Linked DNA regions of Homo sapiens: region 1 is linked to region 2. A link is an interaction called in ENCODE POLR2A ChIA-PET data of the cell type or tissue named here. Cell type or tissue: A673. All regions are shown on one strand. Links, peaks and the distances in the headings refer to the core of each region. The heading gives the core; the rest is flanking DNA. Region 1 overlaps CCDC77 (coiled-coil domain containing 77). Region 2 overlaps B4GALNT3 (beta-1,4-N-acetyl-galactosaminyltransferase 3).

Region 1 (2,910 bases), core at 325-2,824, 73 kb after region 2:
TTGAAACCTAGTTCTTGAGGCAGCTGCTACCAGAGCTTCCTGGACTGAATGGATCTTACATTACAAATTGTAGGTTCTTTGGAATTCCTTCAACTCTCCCAGAAAAATAAACAACTTCGTTACGACATAAGGACATTACCTTAATATATTCACTTTGAGCATGGTGACTCTCATGCATAACGGGCAACACTTTTCCAATTTTATCTTCTTTCTTCTTACACTGCACCCTATATTGCTTAATCTTTGACATCAAATTATCTTTTTCAAGCATCCATGACTTCTCTTTATTTTGGTTTTCAGATCTGAGTTGCAGAAAATCTTTGGTGCTCTCATAGAGCAGTTCTTGGGTGTGGTGAAGACTAGGAAAGAAAGTATAAATGCAGACATGAGGATGCGCACACAGCACACCTGAAAGCAAGGATTATTCCAAAATGGAAGAGAGTGGTTCTTTTAAAATGGTGTGATATATAAATTTTGTAAAATATTAGCAGGTTTAAAAATCTGATCACTGGCAATCTTACATGTTTTACTGGGTAAAGTATAATGTATCTACCCATGCTCACTGGTTCATAGACTGGTCTTTACAGGTACTTTCCTGAGTGCGAACTTCAGATTATATGATTAGAAGGACTACAGGGATATTTACACATAGCCTGCGTTAACTATGGACCATTCCTAGGAATAAGACAAGGAAGAACTAAATCACGGTGTTCTGACAAGTTAATACAAATTCTATAGTATCAAAAACAGCTTTGCTTTTGTGTATGCTGTGCTCCATGTAGAACTGCCTATATCAAAATCTTATCCTTTGTTTATTTTAAAAAGAACTTTTTTTTTTTTTTTTTTTTAAGACAGGGTCTTGCTCTGTCACGTAGGTTGGAGTGCAGAGGCACGATCACAGCTCACAGCAGCCCTGACCTTCTGGGCTCAAGCAATCCTTCTGTCTCAGCCTCCTAAGCAGCTGGGACCACCTCCCAGGGTGTTTGCCAGCTCATTAAAAATTTGTGTGTGTGTGGAGATGGGGTCTTGCTATGTTCCTTAGGCTTGTCTGGTCTGGAACTCCTGGGCTCATACACTCCTCTCGCCCCAGCCTCCCAAAATACTGGGATTACAAGTGTGAACCACTGCACCTGGCCTACTTTTTTAAAAATCAACTTCCTGTATGAAGTCATTTCCAACAACTTTAGCCTATTTTAATTCCTCCATTCTCTGAAACTCCATCCCAGGTTAATGTTCCCTTGTCTTATAATTCAACACTTGCTCATCTGTCATATTTTAACTGTCAACATGCACTTTTTCCCAGCCTGAGTGAAAGCATATACCTTATTTATTATTTTTGCCCCAATGCCATGAGATTGTCAAGGATAATACTAACTACTGGACATACACAGGCAGTTAACAGATTCATGGTGACTATTTCCTGAAATTTAGGAATAGACAACGTCTCTATCTTTAAAAAACAATATCCCTGGAAGTTAGCAACTCATCAGTTTAACATTACCACCCAGAAAAATGCTATACTGAATGATCTGGCTGCTTGCAAGAGTATTAAATACCATGAAGCAATCACTGTATTTTTCTACCAAACAAATAATGTGAGATCCACTTATTTTCATGAGTAACAGAGTGCACAGATAAGAGGAAATGACAGCAGAGTGCCAAGCACACAGTAGAGTAAATGTCACAAGGTGAATATATACAGTCAGGTATGTGTGCATGTGTATGTAGAGAGAGATTGATTCAATTACCACAAGGGTCTCTCTCACTTTCAATGAGTTATTTTATTCTGTCTTACATTATCTTCTCAATCTCAAACTGGGAAACTATAGGCTTGTTAAAATACAAGTAGCTTGAAAGTGATACCCAAAGGGCAGTCATTAACGGCCCTGGATTTCATGCCCTTCTTAGGAAGATCCATCTAATGGAAGGAACCGATCATGTGCTCAGATATGCAGATAACGCTAAACAAGGAAGGTTACTGGTATTCTGGAAAACAGATATAAAATTACAAATTACTATGACAATATTAAAATATCTGTTCCTTAAAAACAAAACCCATTGAAATGTCAAGATGCTATACTTAAGTGCAAAAATACTAAAAATAAAAATGAAGGTGGAGAAATACTGGCCAAATGCAAACACATTATACTATGTTAAAAGAAACATAGCAGACCGGGCGCGATGGCTCCCGCCTGTAATCCCAACACTTTGGGAGGCTGAGGTGGGCAGGTTACCTGAGGTCAGGATCGAGACCAGCTTGGCCAACATGGTGAAACCCTGTCTCTACTAAGAAGGAAATCCCAGCACTTTGGGAGGCCGAGGCGGGCAGATCACGAGGTCAGATCGAGACCATCCTGGCTAACACGGTGAAACCTTGTCTCTACTAAAAATACAATTAAAAAAAAAAAATTAGCCGGGCGTGGTGGTGGGCGCCTGTAGTCCCAGCTACTCAGGAGGCTGAGGCAGGAGAATGGCATGAACCCGGGAGGCGGAGCTTGCAGTGAGCCGAGATTGTGCCACTGCACTCCAGCCTGGACGACACAGCGAGACTCTGTCTCAAAAAAAAAAAAAAAAAAAAGACAAAGGATCAGCAATAGGAACAATTTAAACAAAGGAATAGAGTTTGAATTAATGTACTAAGAATGAGAGTGCAAGGCTGGGCACAGTGGCTCATGTCTGTAATCTCAGTGCTTCAGGAGGCTGAGGTGAGAGGATTGCTTGAAACCAGGAGTTTGAGACTAGCCTGGGCAATATAGCAAGACCCCATCTCTACAAAAAATAATAAAAATAAACCAGGTTTGGTGGTATGCACCTGTAATCCTAGCGACTTGGAAGGCTGAGGCAGGAGGATTGCTTGCGCCCAGGAGTTCAAGGCTGCAGTAAGCTATGATCACACCACTGCACTCCAGC
Region 2 (2,910 bases), core at 127-2,626:
GAAGGTGGAAGGTGGAAGAAGGTGGAAGGTGGAAGGTGGAAGAAGGTGGAAGGTGGAAGGTGGAAGAAGGTGGAAGGTGGAAGGTGGAAGAAGGTGGAAGAAGGTGGAAGGTGGAAGGTGGAAGAAGGTGGAAGGTGGAAGGTGGAAGAAGGTGGAAGGTGGAAGGTGGAAGGAAGGTGGAAGGCGGAAGGTGGAAGGAAGGTGGAAGACAGAAGGTGGAAGGCGGAAGGCGGAAGGTGGAAGCTCGAAGGTGGAAGAAGGTGGAAGGTGGAAGGTCGAAGGTGGAAGAAGGTCGAAGGTGGAAGGCGGAAGGTGGAAGGTGGAAGAAGGTCGAAGGCGGAAGGTGGAAGGTGGAAGGAAGGTAGAAGGTGGAAGGTGGAAGGTGGAAGAAGGTGGAAGGTGGAAGGTGGAAGGTGGAAGAAGGTGGAAGAAGGTGGAAGGTGGAAGAAGGTGGAAGGTGGAAGGTGGAAGAAGGTGGAAGGTGGAAGGTGGAAGGAAGGTGGAAGACAGAAGGTGGAAGGCGGAAGGCGGAAGGTTGAAGGTGGAAGGTGGAAGGTGGAAGGAAGGTGGAAGGTGGAAGGCAGAAGGCGGAAGGTGGAAGGTGGAAGGTCGAAGGTGGAAGAAGGTCGAAGGTGGAAGGCGGAAGGCAGAAGGCGGAAGGTGGAAGGTGGATGGTGGAAGGTACCAAAAAAAACAAAAAACAAAAATTAGCCGAGCGTGGTGGCACACGCCTGTAGTTCAGCTGCTCAGGAGGCAGAGGTGGGAGAATACCTTGAGCTTGGCAGGCAGAAATTGCAGTGAGCTGCCACTGCACTCCAGCCTGGGCACCAGAGTAAGACCCTGTCTCAAAAAAAAAAAAAAAAAAAAAAAAAAAAAAAAAAAAAAAAAAGAATAGGCAAATCCATAGAGACCAAAAGGAGAGTCGTGGTTCCAGTGCTGGAGGTGGGGAGAATTGGGAGTGACTGATAATGGGTGAGGTTCCTTTCTAGGGTGAGGAAAATGCTCTGGAATTAGGTAGTGGCAATGGTTGCACAGCCCTGTGGATATACCAGCACCAGTGAATCGAATACTCAGATGGGCACTGAGAATCTGAGGCTGGCCGACTTATAGCCTCTACTCCTCTTTCCACTTCAACATCTGGGGCTCTCCCTTCTCCCTACTTCCCAAAGCATCTCCACTCCCTGTTTAATTGTGACCATCCCTAGAGGGCTGGCAACAGGTTTCTTTCCAAAGCAGCTCTGCAGGGTTTGCCCCGCCCCTCCCTCTCATACCCAACCCCCTCCTCTTTGTACCCAGACCGTTTACTTATTAAACCAATTAAATTAAATGACTCACATTGCACCCTTGGGCATGAGGCGGGTAAACAGCTCACCAGAGTCTGACTTGCTCTTGAAAGGGCCCGTTTCCCTCCCAGCCCAGCCAACTCCCCTGACCAGCCCCCCAGCGTCCAACCCCCCCATGGAGTGTCTCTCAGGTCACAGTAGGAAGAGGATCGGGGGAGCTGCTAGCCCTTCCCATTGTGCTTTCTCACCCCAAGGAAGGCCACACCCCCTCAAAGAGTTGACACAATAGTCTTCTTATTCCACTGCTTACAAAGCCAGCAGGCAGCTAGCTCAGCATGGCAGAAATCATCTGGAGCCCTCTTGCCCGCCCCTTGCTGCTACATCTTACCCCTACAGCAGCACCAGCGCCATTTCTCTGGGTGCCCCATCCCTGTCAATGCCTGCTTTGAGCTGGATGCTCTGGAGTGTCATGCAGCTAACTAGGTTAGGCAACCTGGGTCCATCGCTCATCTTGCCTGGAGACGAAAGGGAATGGTTCCGATTATTTCTCCAGGCTCCAAGACCTGTGAGCTTTCAGTTCAATGAATGTGGACTGAACTCACTCGGCCATGGAAGGGAACAAAGGTATGCCAAACAAGGACTCAAGGAGGACACAGCAGGTCTCGTAGGGGCGAGTGGATAATTTTAGTGAAATGCAGCAAGGGATGAAACAGGGTATGTGTGGAATAGAGATGTCCTGGCCTCCTCTCTTTCTTGCTCCCACCACCCACAGCACACTTCTCTGCCTTGCTGAGCATGGCACTGGGTGGGGTCACACATTAACAAGTCTGGCAAGATCTTCCCTGGGCCACGCTTAGAATAACCCAGCTCCGCTCTCAGCACCTCCTTCCAAACACCACCTCGGAGGCATCCCTCCTGACAGTCTGGAATCCAGGAGGGAAGTGTGATTTGAGTCAGATCCTGTCCTGGAGTGGAACCGCATGCTCTTGCCACCCCCCTACCCAGGCATTTCCGGCTTTGTGTATTTATAAGACTCTCTTGAACTAGGTACCAGCAAATAGGAGCAGAGACCTGATTTAGGTCAATGAAATCTGCACTGGGGAGAGTAAAGACACCCTGAGAGCAAGTTGGTATTTTTTCTCCTATTCCGTATCCGGGTTTCAGTATCATTTAAATCCCCTAGAAAGCCTCCCTCTCTTCCCATTCAGTGTTGCTTCCCAAGTTTCTCCTGCCCTGGAAATCTCCTTTCCTCCTGTCCTCTCCACGCGCATGAGTTTCCTAAAGCACAGTGGCTCCAGGCCACCTTCTAATGTTCATTTATGATTAAACAGCTGCATTTTGCAGAGCACTTGTCAGCTGTTAACAAGCCCATCCATCCCCTCCTAGGCGGGATCTGAGCTCTCAAAGGGGGCTGGGGGTGGGGCGAAGGTACAGCAGTAGGTTAGTAGGTGCAGGTGTGCAGGGGTCCTCCGCCCCATCAGCTTCAGACACGTTGTCCATCATCTTTGAAGTGTTGGATGACAGGCAGTGATGGGGAAAGCAGTGTTGTCTGAGTGTGTCTGTCTTAGACACCTGCTGGGTAGGAAAAACCAGTAGAGTGTATCTCCACCACTCCTAAGTGGGGCAC

What was found. Peaks named below come from ENCODE experiments on the same cell type or tissue, not always from the same donor. Only the 100,000 strongest peaks of a DNase experiment are listed, where the experiment ranks them.
Region 1: POLR2A ChIA-PET joins it to region 2 with 7 read pairs; 6 of 35 experiments call an interaction of 5 or more read pairs at or near these places.

Annotation. Positions count from the first base shown.
Region 1 is chr12:435,784-438,693 of GRCh38, reverse strand. CCDC77 (coiled-coil domain containing 77) reads right to left here. Exons shown (of 13, transcript NM_032358.4): 10 at 140-359. Among named protein-coding and RNA genes, the nearest start is that of B4GALNT3, 23 kb to the left of the region's middle. In A673, for the core only: no CTCF peak of the experiment used is centred there; no DNase peak of the experiment used is centred there.
Region 2 is chr12:508,993-511,902 of GRCh38, reverse strand. The region is part of intron 1 of B4GALNT3 (beta-1,4-N-acetyl-galactosaminyltransferase 3); the gene reads right to left. Among named protein-coding and RNA genes, the nearest start is that of B4GALNT3, 51 kb to the right of the region's middle. RefSeq lists enhancers at 475-1,121, 1,965-2,538. In A673, for the core only: no CTCF peak of the experiment used is centred there; DNase peaks (open chromatin) are centred at 1,392 and 2,272; H3K27ac peaks cover 1,712 bases.